Regions from separate parts of the Homo sapiens genome. Here region 2 is linked to region 1. The links are chromatin loops, found by intact Hi-C in ENCODE. Cell type or tissue: chondrocyte. All regions are shown on one strand.

Evidence for each region. Hi-C counts contacts between places; a loop is a spot of excess contacts. Peaks named below come from ENCODE experiments on the same cell type or tissue, not always from the same donor. Only the 100,000 strongest peaks of a DNase experiment are listed, where the experiment ranks them.
Region 2: a loop joins it to region 1, with 3 times the contacts of the local background. A loop is called at or near these places in 4 of 110 quality-filtered maps.

The regions. Positions count from the first base shown.
Region 1 is chr12:68,219,632-68,227,631 of GRCh38, reverse strand. IL26 (interleukin 26) reads left to right here and starts at 1,822. Exons shown (of 5, transcript NM_018402.2): 1 at 1,822-2,046; 2 at 2,132-2,188; 3 at 2,349-2,483. The coding sequence starts at 1,876. In chondrocyte, CTCF peaks have their summits at 4,121 and 4,320 (motif pointing left); a DNase peak (open chromatin) is centred at 4,291.
Region 2 is chr12:68,742,616-68,750,615 of GRCh38, reverse strand. It overlaps NUP107 (nucleoporin 107), which reads right to left. Exons shown (of 28, transcript NM_020401.4): 28 at 4,807-8,000. It overlaps SLC35E3 (solute carrier family 35 member E3), which reads right to left and starts at 4,440. Exons shown (of 5, transcript NM_018656.5): 1 at 3,837-4,440; 2 at 2,576-2,686. The coding sequence starts at 4,238. RefSeq lists enhancers at 3,418-3,607, 3,968-4,077, 4,128-4,227, 4,077-4,767. In chondrocyte, a CTCF peak has its summit at 4,376; DNase peaks (open chromatin) are centred at 3,805 and 4,455.

The DNA.
Region 1 (8,000 bases):
AATTGGCTGCTCACGGCAGTATATGGCTCTGGGAGGTGTTTTGTGTCATCCTTTTATTGCACTCTGTGTTTATAGCACAGTGTGTTAACAGGCTATGTGATTAGACAGACTTTAAGACTGGTGACCATATAAGCATATTAGCCGCAATTATCTGGTATCTACCCACCCAGTGTGTTTGTATTAATCCTCGCCCTCTAAGGGCATTTGAGCTTTTGATCCCTCCAAGTTCACACTGTTTCTTTCCAAAGGAACTTATAATACTAGGCATTCCTCTGCTCAAATAAATAAATAAATAAATAAATAAATCCCTTTGTGTATTTCATGTCCTAGTTCAAACATCCTTTCAGCCACTCCCAACTGAAACGACTTCTTTCTTTTTCTGAATTTCATAAAATTTCAGTGAACTTCACTCAGCACTCCCAGTCAGCTGACTTCTGCTATAGTTTTTTTGTGAATAGTTCTCATCTCAATTGATAGGGTGTGTCGTTACCAGTGATCTTGCTCCTGGGGAAATAAGGCTTGGATTCTTCCAAGAGATCCACTCATGTTTTGAAACAGCAGACATCAGTCCAAGCATTTTTCTTATTTTCCCTTTTTCTTCTTGGTTGTTTTTTTTTTGTTTTTTTTTTGTTTTTTTTTTGTTTTTTTGACAGCCCTGCTTGCTTTCATTTGGAATTTAGTCTTGGGTTCTGATGCTTGTTATTGACTGACTAGTTTTGATGACTCTCTTAACTCACAACCAGATTTCTAGTGTTGACTTATCCCTGATACACATTAACTCTATTCATTCTAGGCTTTAGTGACCTATCTCTGCTTCTCAGAATATGACTCTGGGCTGCCCTCTTCTTATATTGGGGCTGCTACCCAGAATGAGCCATATTTACTGTCTAGGAAGAACTGGGACAGAAATGAGGATGGGAGTTTATGGAGAATCCTCCTTGGTGGCTCCCTCATACCTAGCACTGGTTTTTGTGTAGGCAAGTCTTTAATAAAAATGTGTGAATGGAAGAAATTTAAAAAATAAAGCAGTTATGGTAGCACGTCATGATGTGACAAAAGTATTTACTCAATTAATAATGGATGCACTTCTTTAGATGAGGTGCCATGGTAGATGCTGTATTCAAAGGTGAAAATATACGGTCTCTTTCTTCAAGGAATTTGCACTCTCCTGGAAGTTGGGAGTTATAAGGAAAGTCTGAGTGGTAAATTTGGACAGAGATGACAGAGAACTTATTACATTGTGGACCTTAGTCCCAGGTCCAGTTCCAAACATATCTTGAATATGTTAAGGGGAGTTACTGTTTCTGCACTGGAAATGTTCTCGCTGCTATCTGCAGAATAATGGCCTCTGGGGGAAGCTGGGTGAAGGATGTGGCAAGCAATAAACACAAGACCCATTTGAATCGTGAGCAGATTTCCTGGGGCTGCCCATTTCTACCCCCTTGTTAAATTTTTTCTGGGATTCTGGTTAGAAAAGGAGATTTTTCACATGGGGTTTAAAAAATTATGACACAGCCCCCTGGAAATCATCCTGTTTTTATTGGCATGCCTTTTAAAATAATGCAAGCTGCTGTGATAGGCAACTGAAATTCTGAATTCTTTTGGAAATGAGAACGCAATCTTACCAGTAAGGCTGAGCTTTTAAATAATGTCAGTTGATGGTGTGATCAGCGTTTTTTGACTATGAAGCAAGCTCTTAAAAAAATAGAACAACCAAAGTGATCTTCCTCTATATAAACTGTAAATTATCTTTCACAGCACCTCATTGGACTGGTGGCTTTGAGGGCTACATTAAGTAGGTTATCCTCTCATCTAACCGGCATTAGTATCTCTTGGGCTGCTGTGAGTGACACACGCTGAGTGGGGTGAAGGGAAATGCTGGTGAATTTCATTTTGAGGTGTGGGTTGCTGTTAGTCACTCTGTCTCTTGCCATTGCCAAGCACAAGCAATCTTCCTTCACCAAAAGTTGTTACCCAAGGGGAACATTGTCCCAAGCTGTTGACGCTCTCTATATCAAAGCAGCATGGCTCAAAGCAACGATTCCAGTAAGTATTAGGCTCTGCTTAAAATCATGACCTCAAGGACATTTACAATCTTGGATACAACTTATTTCTCTTTGTATTATTGTAGGAAGACCGCATAAAAAATATACGATTATTAAAAAAGAAAACAAAAAAGCAGTTTATGGTAAGTCAGAAAGTCTTCTTCTTTTTTACATTTCCACTTATTTGATGTTTATTTCCCCCTGCATTTAAATTTTTTTCAGAGAGTAATTAAGTAATGATCGGGGGACATTAAAAAACGATTCATAATTTACCATATGCAATTTCTTGTATCTTATTTTTAGAAAAACTGTCAATTTCAAGAACAGCTTCTGTCCTTCTTCATGGAAGACGTTTTTGGTCAACTGCAATTGCAAGGCTGCAAGAAAATACGCTTTGTGGAGGACTTTCATAGCCTTAGGCAGAAATTGAGCCACTGTGTAAGTATACACAACAAATACTGTGCATTTGATCCTAGAAACCTGTTTAGAAGTCAGCATGTAAGAATCTGTCTCACACCAAAGGGTGAGTAAAACGAGCTTTGTAATTGTTGGCTTGTAGTCCAAATGGAGAGGTCATCACCAGGGAAATAGCATTAAATAACTGTACATTACTCAGAATGCTGCTATTTATTATTTCTTAAAGAATGGCTCATAAAACACACTGAAGAGAGCTAAAGTAACATGACATGGTTTTCAAATAAATACTTTAAAATCATTCTCTCATTATGTGATTCCCAAGTAATCCATTCATCCATTTAATATTTCTTGAGTACCAACTTTGTGCCAAACACTATTCTAAGTCTCTCTTTCTCTCCCTTCCTCCCTCTCTCCCTCTCTCCCTTCTTCCCTCCCTCCCTCCCTTCCTTCCCTCTCCCTCCCTCCCTCTCCCCTTTCTCTTCCTCCACCCTCCTTCCCTCCCTCTCTCTTTCTTTCTTTTCCTTCCTTCCTTCTTTCTTTACTTCCTTTTCTTTCTTTCTCTCTCTCTTTCCTTCCTTCCTTCTTTCCCATAACAATAATAACTAACTGATGCCCTTTTTCTTATTTACTTATGTTTTTAAAAAAATATTTGTGCCCCTTTTAAGGCATAATCTCAGTAAAAAACTTAAAAAGGGATAGACATGCCTTCTTTGGTACCTAAATTATTTGATGCCTCAGTATGGTCACTGTCATAGCAAGCAGTGGAGAATTAATTAAGAAGGTAAAAGTGATCACATTTCTATGAAAAATTCCACAGCAATAAAGACCAGTGCAGAAAACAAAACAAAACAAAACAAAACAAAACAAAACAAAACAAAACAAAAACACTGAGCCAGAATCTGTGCAATGTTAGTCGAGTTGCCTCTGTGGGGAATATTGAAGCTTTTCTGTGCCCTTGGTTGGGGTCCAAGTATGCTTTCTCCAGCCTCCTGCAGTTGTAGCTTGCAGATGGTACAAAGGTTGGGTTGGGAGCCTTATTGCAATCCTTGGGAAGCCAGTTGGAAAGGAGCTCTTCATCCTGGGCATCATGGTCACTGAGACTTAAACACTGGGCCATTAGAGGGGGGGGGTGTTTATTTTTTAAGAGTTAAGATGTTTTTTTCTTGTGGTCAACTAAAGTGCTCCGTAACCCAAATTTCAGCCCAGAGTACATGAGGCATTTTATGAGTGTGAGTAGATCGGCTAGGTTAAAAAGAAAAAAACAAGCAAAAAAAAAAAAAAAAAACCACCAAATTTAAGTTCTCTATTTCTTTGCTTAGTTTGTGTTTGTTATACCCTTACTTAGGTTTGGATTGCATGTTTTTTTATAAACTCTCATATTTTATTAAAATTACAACACTGATAAAAAGAAATTACAAATTGATACCTCTTTGCAAAACACAGGGAGAATTCTCTGGGCCAGTTCTGGTGCCTGAAATTTTGTTCTATGCTTAAACCTATAAGACAACCTTATGAAGAAAGTACATGTGTAACTATAAATAGTCTCTTAAATTTAAGTTGCATTGTTAAATCCTTGCCTGATACAGTACAGAGTGTCTGGTCAGAACCCCCAAATCCATGTCAGGTTTTCATTACTAATTTGGTTTTGTTGACCCAAATAGCTAGAGAACACATAGCGACAGTTATAACCTAAAACGAACAATATTCTAGATGAAAAGCTTAGGAAACCTGGATATGTCTAGGAACTCTGGTTTTTCTTGGTTTGTTTCTGGTGAAGTTTTCCTAAAGTGGGTGGGACAGTGTGGCGCCGCTCTGGTTGGTTGTTGCTGCTTCCCAAAGGGTCTGGCTCCCTCCTGTGGCCAAATACGAACACATCATCTCATCAATCTCGCTAGGCAACACGTAACTCCGCGCTTTCCTTCTTCCCTGCTCCCACCTCAAGCCTATCAGTGTGAGCATCAGTTGTCTTACAAGCTGTGCAGTTTATGCCCTGGGGTAAAGCAAGCTCCCCCGTGAAACATAAAGCGGCAGGATTGGCCTGAGCGTTAGAAAGACTGCAGACATTGATTTAGGGAAAAGGTAACTGGCCTGGTGTCTATAATGTTTCAGCCAAACATAATTTTATATTTCTGGCAGCAGAAACTGGTATCTGTCTGTTTAATACAAATTAACTGAGCACCTACTCTATGAATCTCTGAATCAGTGGTTGGGAGAGGGCTTAGCAGACAGAAGTTATAAAACATGAAGTAAACAACATTAATTTAAATATGATATTTTGTTAATAAAAACGGACACTAAATGTAATCAATGTATAAATGGTCAACCTATTGAAACTAATTATACTTGCCGTATTTCCCCTGCCGTCCGTACTATTGAGGTTGTTGTGGGAAAAATAAGTAAAACAAAGCTCTGGGGATTCAGAGCAGTAGTGATCAAGTCACAATTGGTCAAGTCCCTTCTTGAAAGGGGGGACTGTGAGAGGGGGCCTTCCGTTCTGCACGCTCTGAGCTTTAGAAAGCTTTCCGCAGAACCTTGACATATTTTAAAACTGATCCAAGGCTTCTTCCACGATCGGGAGACAGAAGGAAATGGCCCATTCTGTTTCCTGGAGGCGGTACTCTGGGATAATGCTTAGGTTAGTATGATGCTATAGGCTAAACAGGATTCTGAGGGGTTGATTGAGCAATGAATGCTGCATTGGTAGTGCTGCTGCAGAGTTAAATGCTGTCTGTGTTCTGAACAGCTGATTTACACAGAATTTTGGCACACAGCCTACTTGCTTAATGTGTGCACTTAATATTTGAAATTATGCCAACAATAAAACATTGGTTTGTGTTCTTCTGAAAGTTTCCTCTGCCCCAAACCTTGGGAATAATTTTAAAAAAGCAAAACATATGATATTGATTGCTTTAAATCATTTGAAGAATCCAGTAATTATGTATTTTGTATCTTAATACATTAAAGGTAATAGTAAGGATTACTACAGCTCTTTATAAATTGTTAGCTTGTGCATGGGATTTTTAAATGCTCTTATCAGTGTACCTGTTTTATTTCTGTTGACAATTTTTAATGGATACCAGAGTTATTAAAAGATGCTTACTCTGCTAAAGTTGCAAAGACATTTTAATTTGTGATGGTAACTTTTTTTCAGATAATTATATTTTACCAAATAGGGTATGACTCTGGTTGGATTTGTTGATTACATGCTGAATTAGGTGAAAATTTTCACATATCAAGAGCAAAGTACTAAATTATTCCTTTAAAATTTACAGTAGCCTTCCCTGGTAGGTTTAATAGGAGTATTTGGGTTGGGGAAATATTGCAATTCCAATGATGGAATACTTATGTACTATATTACCAAATCTCATTACCTGGATTATATTTGAGTTATCCTTGGTGGGTGTTGTTTTGTATCACCAGAAAGAAAAACTTAAAGATGAACTCTGGTATAACCCGGAAGTAGTTACTGGATCACATGTTGTCAGCTAGAGATGATCAATATCTATTTCACTTGCAGTTCATTTGCATGGAACTTTATGATTACTGGCTGCAGATAACAGTACAACTCTTTTGACATTCATATCACCAGCCCACTATTGAACATTTCTAGGTTTTAGATAGTTCAAAATTCAGATATAAAAATAAAATGCTCATGGTGAGCAACTGGTCCTATCCACCTCCTTTCCATTTATTCTTTTTTATTCCTGTTCATAGGCAACATTGTGTCACTCATTACTATTTGATAAAGGTGATGAAATAAATAATTGCCACATTTTGAGGGTATGGATTTGCACTTGATGGATATTCGTCAAATGGCTGAGACCTCGTGCTTTCCTTCCTTTTCCTTCCTTCATTCCTTTCCTTTTCCTCCCACCCCATTCCTCCTTTCCTTTAATATACTTAAAAAACTGTCCATGTGCCTGCTCCAGAACAATTGCCAAATGATGAATTTGTCAATGACCAAGTTGTTGAATTAGTTTTTTCTTTTATTTATTTAGTTTTAGTTGACTGGCTTTGTTTTGTCTTCATAAGAAAGAAGCTTTTGTGTTGAGGACTGTTGTGTTCGTTTCTGTTCCTAATTCCCACTTCTGGAAATAAAGATCAAGTAGCAGGGAGAGGGGAGACTTGAGGGCATAAAAATCATAAGATCAGAATGTTTCTGAGCATGCAGAATTCTTATGACTATATTTAACATTAATATATTTGTATACAAGGGAGAATATATAAGAATTTGGCCAGGTACGGTAGCTTACGCCTACAATCCCAGCACTTTGGGAGGCCGAGATGGGTGGATCACCTGAGGTCAGGAGTTCGAGACCAACCTGACCAACATGGCAAAACCCCATCTCAAGAAAAAATACAAAAATTAGCCAGGCGCGGTGGCGCATGCCTGTAGTCCCAGCTACTCGGGAGACTGAGACAGGAGAATCTCTTGAACCCAGGAGGTGGAGGTTGCAGTGAGCCAAGACCGCACCACTGCACTCCAACCTGGATGACAGATATCTATGACACCTTCTTATTATCTTAGTGTCTTTTGAAGAGATTTTACATTTTATGAAGTACAATATAATAGTTTTTTCTTTAATGGACCATGTTTTGGTGTCATATTGAAGAAATCTTTATTTAACACAAAGGTCATGAAAAAATTTTACATTTAGAAGTTTCCTCATTTTAAATATCACATTTAGATCAATGCCTTTTTAACACATCTATTGACAGGATTGTATGATTTTTAATTTTTGGACAATTGAAACAATGAATTACATTGATTTTCAAAGTTAAACCAATCTTGCATTTCTGGGATGCACTCTACTTGGCAATAATATATTATTTCTTTCATACATCACTAGATTTAATTTGCTAAAATTTTGCCTAAAAATTTTGCATCTACATATGTTAGATGTTAGTCTACGGTTTTCTTGTAATATCTGTGTCACTTTGATACTAGCATAATCCTGGCCTCATAAAGTTGAAAAGGGTTTACCTTTTCAATTTTCAGAAAGTGTTAGTATAGACTTATTTTTTCTTAAATGTTTGGCAAGATTTACCAGTGAAGCCATTTTTGCTTAGAGTTTTCTTTGTGGGAAGATTTTAAACTATGTATTCTATTTTTTAGTAGATGCAAGGTTATTTTTTCAGATTATCTATTTCTTTTTGAAGGAACCTTGGTAGTTTGTGTCTTTCAGTGATTTTATTCATCTCATCAAATTCACCAAATTTATAGCCAGATAATTTTTCATGATATTTCCTTAATATGCTTTTAATATCTGCATAGTACAGGATGATGTCACTTCTCTTATTTCTGATATTGGTAATTTTTGTCTTTATTTTTTCTTTCTCATGGGTCTGGCTAAAAATTCATCAATTTTATTGATTTCTCAAAGAACCAGTTTTTAGTTTCATTGATTTTTCTTTATTACTTTTCTGTTTTTATTTCAGTGATTTTTATTCTGAACATTATTATTCATTTTCTTCTATTAAATTTATATTTAGTCTGCTCCTTCTAGTTTCTTAAGCTAGAAACTTGGGTCATTAACT
Region 2 (8,000 bases), 520 kb before region 1:
GCCTCCACTGTCCCTCAATGCAGCACAGCCTGGCTCCTGCCACCACCCCTCTAATGCTCTCCTAAGGGCACTATGATCTCCATGGACATGTCCAGACTCCCTGTGGCCCTTCCTGCGAGCCCTCTTTGCAGAACCTGCAAGTTTTGCTTGGAAGAACTACCCTCTGGTTTGTACTCCTCCCTCACTGCCTCCTGCACTTAACAGTTTTTAAGGCAGATGCCTGCCTTCCTCTTTCATCGCCCTGACTGATGTCTTTTACTATTTGCTGAGATCTACTGCTCTTCCCTCATCGCTTGAGCATCCTTAACCTTATATTGGCCAGTCTCCTGGCCATCTCTACTTATATAATCTGCAGGAACTTGTTTAAAATCAACTGGTGCCTTTTTTCTACAAATGGGCTCCTCTTGTGTGTTTCCAATAATTGATGATATAATCTCCCTCAGGGATCAGAGCCTTACTTTCCTCTCTCTCACATTCAGTCAGGTTCTCCTATGTTCCCCAAAACGCCCCTGGAGTGCCTTTTAACCTTTCCCTGTCCATTCCCACCGCCCTAGCCCAGGCCCTTCCTGCCTGTCCTGTGAAGTACAGGTAGGTTCCTGACTGCTCTGCCTTTTACCCTTCCTTCCCTCTTACCCACCCTTCATTGCCATCAGTTACTTTTCTAAAGACAGGGGAATGATCAAGTCAGTCCCTGTCTGAACTCCTCTCCTGGTGCGTGCTCAATAAAGATATACTTCCTTAGCATGGCTTCACGACCCTGACATCTGGTATCACCCACTCCTCAGCCTTGTCTTCTCACAATGCACCTACTGCCTAGCCTCACCAAACAAATCAAGTTCTCCAAAAATGCTCCAGACTTTCACACACACTGCAAGGAAAAGACCAGCTGTCCTTCCCTGCTGAGCTCATTTCTGTGTGCCCTTCAATTTAAATTGTTAACTTTTCCGTAAAGTCTTACCTCACCGCCCCTCTTTAAGAGCTGCCACTTCCTCCTTGGTGTTCCTCAGAATTTTCCTCCTACCTTGGGGTACATATGCTACTGTGACCAGCTGTCTCTTTGTGTTTCTACACTGCTGGACTGTAGCTGCTTTTCATCTTTGTATCCTCAAGGGTGAACATAATGCAGAAAAGATGTCTGCTGAACGAATGAATGAGTCAACCATCTTTCTACAACTCAAGCTAATAGCTGGTCACTTGTCTTTTAACTCCTTTTAATGTCTCCAGCAGTATAAGAGAAACAACATAGAAATTATCCCAAGATACTGTGGGCAGATACAACTTTCTTTAAGAGGAATGTTTTGGGAATATACCTATTTTGTAATGGTACCTTTACCACTTACTGATAAGAAACTGTCCATTAATCTACAATCATTCCTTGGTCAATCTCATGTCAAATATCTACCTTAGGGATATAGAATCCTTTGATTCTAATCTATAGCAATTTTGAGACTTGTGTGAACAAAAATGGTCATAGTGACAGAGATGGTGAGTACTCTGAATCTATTACGTATAAGGAGTACAATTACTTGCTCTGTTTAATAAATTGCCTATACTAGGCAAAAACAAGTGCATTTAACAAGAAAGATGAATAGGAATGTTCACTAGCCTCTTCTTTTATTTAAACTGCTTCTCTGCCACTAGAAAATGTATTTCACTGCAGAATATTTTCAAATACTGTCTCTGACATGATCACTACTAGAATGTTTAAGATGCCAGGGCTCTATTACTGAACTCCTAAAATTTCAAACAAGAATGCCTTAGTTTAATAACCAGTGGATGTTTGTGAAAAAAATAAAATTGGTTACACATTTTGGCTTTGATTCCCCATGCAGGCACACCCAGAATTTCCAGACCAAGGTTTTCAGTATAGAGAGAATACCGTTTCACTGTCCCCTACAGCAAGTTATTTTTTCTCCACTAAATAAGAATCAAAAACCATACTTGTTAGGATTTTATGGTAATGAAGTAAGTGAATCCATGAACATATTTTTAATGAATATCTGCTATAGGCAAGGCACTGCGCTTGCACAAATGGAAAAATATTCATTAATATAAATTACTCTATATTTATTAATATAGAGTATAATATTGTAATAATCTATATTAGACACATTATTAAAAGCCAATAAACAAGTTGTAACAGCAGTATAATTTTTGAGGCAAAAACATCTAAAAATCTGAAATTTTTCATTACTGTTCAGATTTCTGGAAGTATACTCACTCCTTCACAACAATGTTAAAAGTAAAGAGTAAACAGAAAACATAACAAACTTAGGAAGTAAAAAGTCTTACTAGGTATTTTGTAAAGATTTCCCAGAAAATAACTTCACCCCAAGCTGAGACTGTTAAGCATGGATATTATACACTTACAAACAGGTAGGTATTTGGTGAGCATCACACACCCAAGTTTCTCTGTCTCCTTTCTTCTCTTCACCTTGAGTCAGACAACTTATGCAATTATGCTTTCTTCCCAACAGTCTATTGTCTCTATACTGTATTTTCTAAACCTTGGAATACAGCTTCAAAATTTATGAAATCTGCTAAAAAGGCACATAAAGAAAAAAAAATTACCAACCACTTGATAAAGGGATGTAACTAAAACACCAAGAGCAGCAAACACCATTCCAAGGAAATTAAACTTCACATCGTAATAAGAATTTAGGATTACACCTAAAGTTATAGGAATCTGTAACGAAAAAGAGGTAAATGTTGTTCAGATTAAATTCAAGAGACAAAAATTTAGTATTCCTTTCACAATGTCTTACAAGGCTAATGATAAACACATAACTGGGAAACAATGAACCTGTATAAATGTTTTCTGTTTTGACTTGGGAAAACTAGTTGTTAATCCTATTTCCTAAACGTGAAATATGACAAATCTATATTGATATTCACATTTAATTCCATTCTAAATTTGTGGTAAATATATTGCACTTTGCAAGAAAATACCACATGAATACAAAGGTGAGTAAATGGATCCCCAAACTAGTGTCTAAACAGCATAAGCATAAATATAAAACAATAAAAGCATAAAGACCTTAAATATAAGGCCAGGCACGGTGGCTCACCACTGTAACCCCAGCGCTTTCGGAGGCCAAGGCGGGCAGATCACCTGAGGTCAGAGTTCGAGACCAGCCTGATTAACATGGAGAAACCCCGTCTTTACTAAAAATACAAAATTAGCCGGGCGTGGTGGCGCATGCCTGTAATCCCAGCTACTCGGGAGGCTGAGGCAGGAGAATCGCTTAAACCCGGGAGGCGGAGGTTGCGGTGAGCCGAGATCGTGCCATTGCACTCCAGCCTGGGCAACAAGAGTGAAATTCCGTCTCAAAAAGAAAAAAAAAAAAAAGAAAAAGACCTTAAATAAGTTACTAAGTGCTAAAATTGAGTCCACCTCCTTTTATTTAAAGATGCAGACAGCTCTAAAGTATGGTGCTGCAGACGTTTTGAGACCTACTTTATGCTACATCTTTTCACGTTTTATCATACACGATTTGATTCCCCTGGGGGAGAAAGGCTGTTTTTGTTTGAGCTTTTGCAGATATTCTGATAACACTGGACTGTACCACCCAATACAGCTTTTTTTCTTATCGATCACAGCATTTAACGATTTCCATCAAATGGCAGCTACTAAAATTCACACATGCCCACTCTTCTGGGCTGACAAGATGGCCTTTTCCCCCTCCCTAAAATAAGCCTAAAAGTTCACATGCCCACAGATGACTCATTTGTGGATTTCAAGATGAAGGGAAAGACCAGTGTGCGTTCGAATTTCCCGGGGCCAGTGCAGGAGGTGGGTCGGGAGAGCGGCGCCTTGGGAAGCTGAAGCTACTCACCAGCGTGAGCTGGATTCTGGTGGAGAAGGTTTTCTGGTAGCAGAAGGTCTGGATGGCTATGATCACCGGCGTGGTCATGGCCTTGGCCAGCTGATAGGTGCCTATGGTGTTGTTCTGCAGAGAAAGGTTAGTGAAGACCACAAAGCCACAGAAGCTGAGGGCCAGGAGGAGGAGCCTGGAGGGCGGCAGACTTTTGGGGGCAAAGATGTCCAGCTTCTGGCAGATATACAAGCCCAGCCAGGTGACCACGAAGTGCACCAGGGTCAGGCTCATGTTGGGGAAGCCGTGGTACACATAAATCCATTTGTTGAGGAACACAATGCAGATGGACACCAGCAGGTTGAACAGGAGCCCGGCGGCGATTCGCCAGTGGCCCCGCACTCGGTCCACCAGCAATGCCATGATCCCCGCGAAGCTGGGGCCGTCTAGCCTCGGAAGGGGCGCCGGGCCTGTCTCCGGCTGCCCTTCTACTCCACCGCCGCGTCCTCGCAGACGCCGACCTCACCGTCTGACCCAGGAGTGGCATGCACAGATCAACCCCGGGCGAGTAGCACTCTTAACAGAGGACACACACCCCGCCGCCGCCCTGTAAGCCAGCTAGGACGCCGCAGCACGTCCCACGCCCCGCTCATCTCCGCCCGCAGCCACGTGACTCGGGGCTCCAGTGCTTCCGCCCCCGAGCCGCTGGCTGAACGGCCGCTACCCTGCGCAGGCGCGCTGAGCCTTGGGCGCGCGACGCTTGCGTCTTTGGGTCCTATCCTCTGGGTCCCCGACCCCCTTGGTCACCTAACGCCTACCTGACTGGACCAATCTAGGACCCCTTTCTTGATGTTTGTTTCCTGTGTGTCATTGACCCGATTTGCTAGACAACTTCTCTCTGGCTGTGCAGACACTGTTAGCCAATTTTACGTATTAAATGCTGAGCAAATTTAGTAGCCCTCGCCAGAGGGGGGAAAGAACTTATTGAAAGCATGTTTTTATTTTTTATTTTTGGAAAAAGACATTCAAAATTTACTTTCCAACAGACAGCATCATCGGGTATAACTACAAGGGTTTCTCCTTAGATCATACATTCACAAAGCATTATTAGCTCAACAGTGAGAAAATGTGTTCTCTAAAGATGTCCCCTTGACAATGTAAACGAGTGCTACTGTGTTCACTTACAACTCGAGAAAAAAACGTACAACCTGGCAAAACCGTATATATATACAGCTGTCTCTAGGGGTGCATACAAATATATATATATGTTTTGGATCAGGTCAGGTGCAATGACTAAGAGATAGAACTTTGAGTAACAGTCTTGATCGACAGTAAGGTCCTTCACACAGAAGTCAGGTTCTTCCTTTCTCCTTCCTCCTTAAGTCGATAAAGAAAGATTATATATTGTAGATATTACAGGTACAAAAGGAGATTTTTAAAAAAGGAATCACAAAAACATCTTGAATGTCCAGCTGTTCCTGCCAATACATCAATTCTTAGTTTTAAGACAGAGTCTAGGATTAATTCAGCAGTCATAAAATTAAAAAGAGAGACTGTGGTACAAAAAATTTAAAATAAATGAGGAAGTAGGGCATGGTGGCGTGGGCCTGTAGTCCCAGCTATTTGAGAGACTGACGTGGGAGGATTGCTTGAGCCCAGGAGTTGGAAGCCGGGATGGGCAACATAGTGAGACCCCCATCTCTAAATTAAATAAATAAATGAGGTAGGGAAATTAAAACTTTCACACCCAGGACATGCCTGTTCCAACTTTGTAGCCTTCATGCAATGCTCAAGGAAAAAGTCTTCATAATTCCTTGGCATAAGTCACACCAAGAAAAGTTTTTAAAACTTAGTATGCGAACCTGTGATAGGCAACACGCCCTTCCCTGAGTTTCCTCTCTAGAATGAAAACCCAGTTCTTCAAGAGTAGGCACTGAGGAACTAAATTAAGTTGCCTGAAATTTCCCACTCAGGTGCCCACCACTTCTGGTGTTCAGGAAGAGAGGCATTTGGGAATTGTGAGGAGCACATTGGCACTCTTGGGGCTCCAACTGAACTGTATTTAAATAAGCAGCAACACACACATTGACTCCCTAAGGACTCAAAGGAGTCCAATTGGCTGGGTGCAGTGGCTTATGCCTGTAATCCCAGCACTTTGAGAGATCGAGGCGAGTGGATCACTTGAGGTCAAGAGTTTGAGACCAGCCTGGCCAACATGGCAAAACCCCGTCTCTACTAAAAATACAAAAATTAGCCAGGCGTGGTGGCAGGCGCCTGTAATCCCAGCTACTAGGGAGGCTGAGGCAGGAGAATCGCTTGAACCCAGGAGGCGGAGGTTTGCAGTGAGATATCATGCCACTGCACTCCGGCCTGGGAGACAGAGCAAGACCATGTCTCAAAAATAAATAAATAAATAAAAATTAAAAACAAGTCCATTTGAGGGCATCCTAATTAAGAGTCTAAGGTTGAAGGAATTTTGTAATTCCACAACCTTAGTGGGTTTCTGTGCTGTGTTTTTTAAAGGACATTCAAAAAACAAGGCACAACAAAAGACAAATACAGAGTGGGGGACATGCAAAACAAGTTCCTAAATAGATGACAGACCTTGTCCATTTACCCACATACGGTTACGATGGAAGCATACAATATTCCTCCTCCTCATTTAGGCTAAGTAGTTTTCCCACTGTTGTTCAACAAATAGGTAACAGTCTTTGGAAATAGTCACCCTGGGTTGTACAAAGTTTCTATATATACAGTTTGTTGCAAGTAACAAAACTACTTTTAAGACTCACTTATTTCCCCTCCCCACCCCAAATCTAGTCTGTATTTGTTTTGGTATGAATTTTTTGTTTTTATTTTTTGCAAAGTAGCATAGCAATAATCATGATTACAGGACTGCATGAGCTGTAAAAATCATTTGCATATTAGTAAGAATAAAGAAAACAGGAAGACAAGATGAATTCTTTAGAGAAATAAAACAAAAAAAGCACATAATATAGAACTGATCAAATTCTATGATCCCATCTCAGGCTTCCCAAGCCAGCTGTCTCTAGGGGTGGCATCTATAAATACATATTCAAGAAATTCCTTAGATGATTAGCAAGTTTGGGGAATTACTGTTTTCTATTAGAATCACATTCTTTTAGTTGTCTCCTGTTTATAAGCCCTACACTCTAGCCTATTTGGTGTATTTGTTGGTTCATAATAATGCCCAGCATTTATCATTTCTTGCTCATACTGATTTCTTAATCTATAGAGCCTCATCCTTCTTGTGTCACTCTTTGCCTTTGCAAATTCAGTGCATTACTCAAACCCCAAACCAATACTACTTCCTGAGAGTCTTTTCAGCTGGAGAGAGGTTCTTCCTGCTCAGACTACTTGTAATTCTTTCTTTTTTTGGAGACAGTGTCTCGCTCTGTCCCCAAGGCTGGAGTGCAGTGGCGTGATCTCGGCTCACTGCAACCTCTGCCTTCCAGGTTCAAGAGATTCTCATGCCTCAGCCTCCCCTGAGTAGCTGGGATTACAGGCACCTGCCACCATGCCCGGCTAATTTTTGTATTTTTTTAGTAGAGACAGGGTTTCACCATGTTGGCCAGGCTGGTCTCAAACTCCTGACGACAGGTGATCCACCTGCCTCGGCCTCCCGAAGTGCTGGGGTTACAGACGTGAGCCACTGCACCCAGCCACTACTTGTATTTTTAAATGACACCTTTTAAATGTACTTATGGTATTTCCCCTATTAGAAGAGCGGGATCTGTAATCTCCAATATATTCAGTGCTTACTGTGTGCCAGGTACTACGCTAAGTCTTTATATGCTCTTATTTTGATAGGAAGTTTGCTAAATGAAAGTTAAACTAGAAATGTCTTCAAAATAACTAAAATAATAATAGCATGTTATGTTAGAAAAATTCTTGTTATAGTCATCTTCTTAATTTTAATATTCAAAAATACTAAATTTTATGATAAATAAAAAATTACGTACCTGGCTTAAAAATAAATCTACTTTCCATCATCTTTATGATTTTAAAATATCAGAATGCTTATGATTACAGAAAAAACTAGAACAGAAAATTTAATTTTCTTATTACATGAAAAAGAGACAACCCTGGAATTTGTAAAAACAGAAAATTTTAATTTTTATATAGTTTTATTAACAAGCACACAGAGAAACGCTGATATCCCTA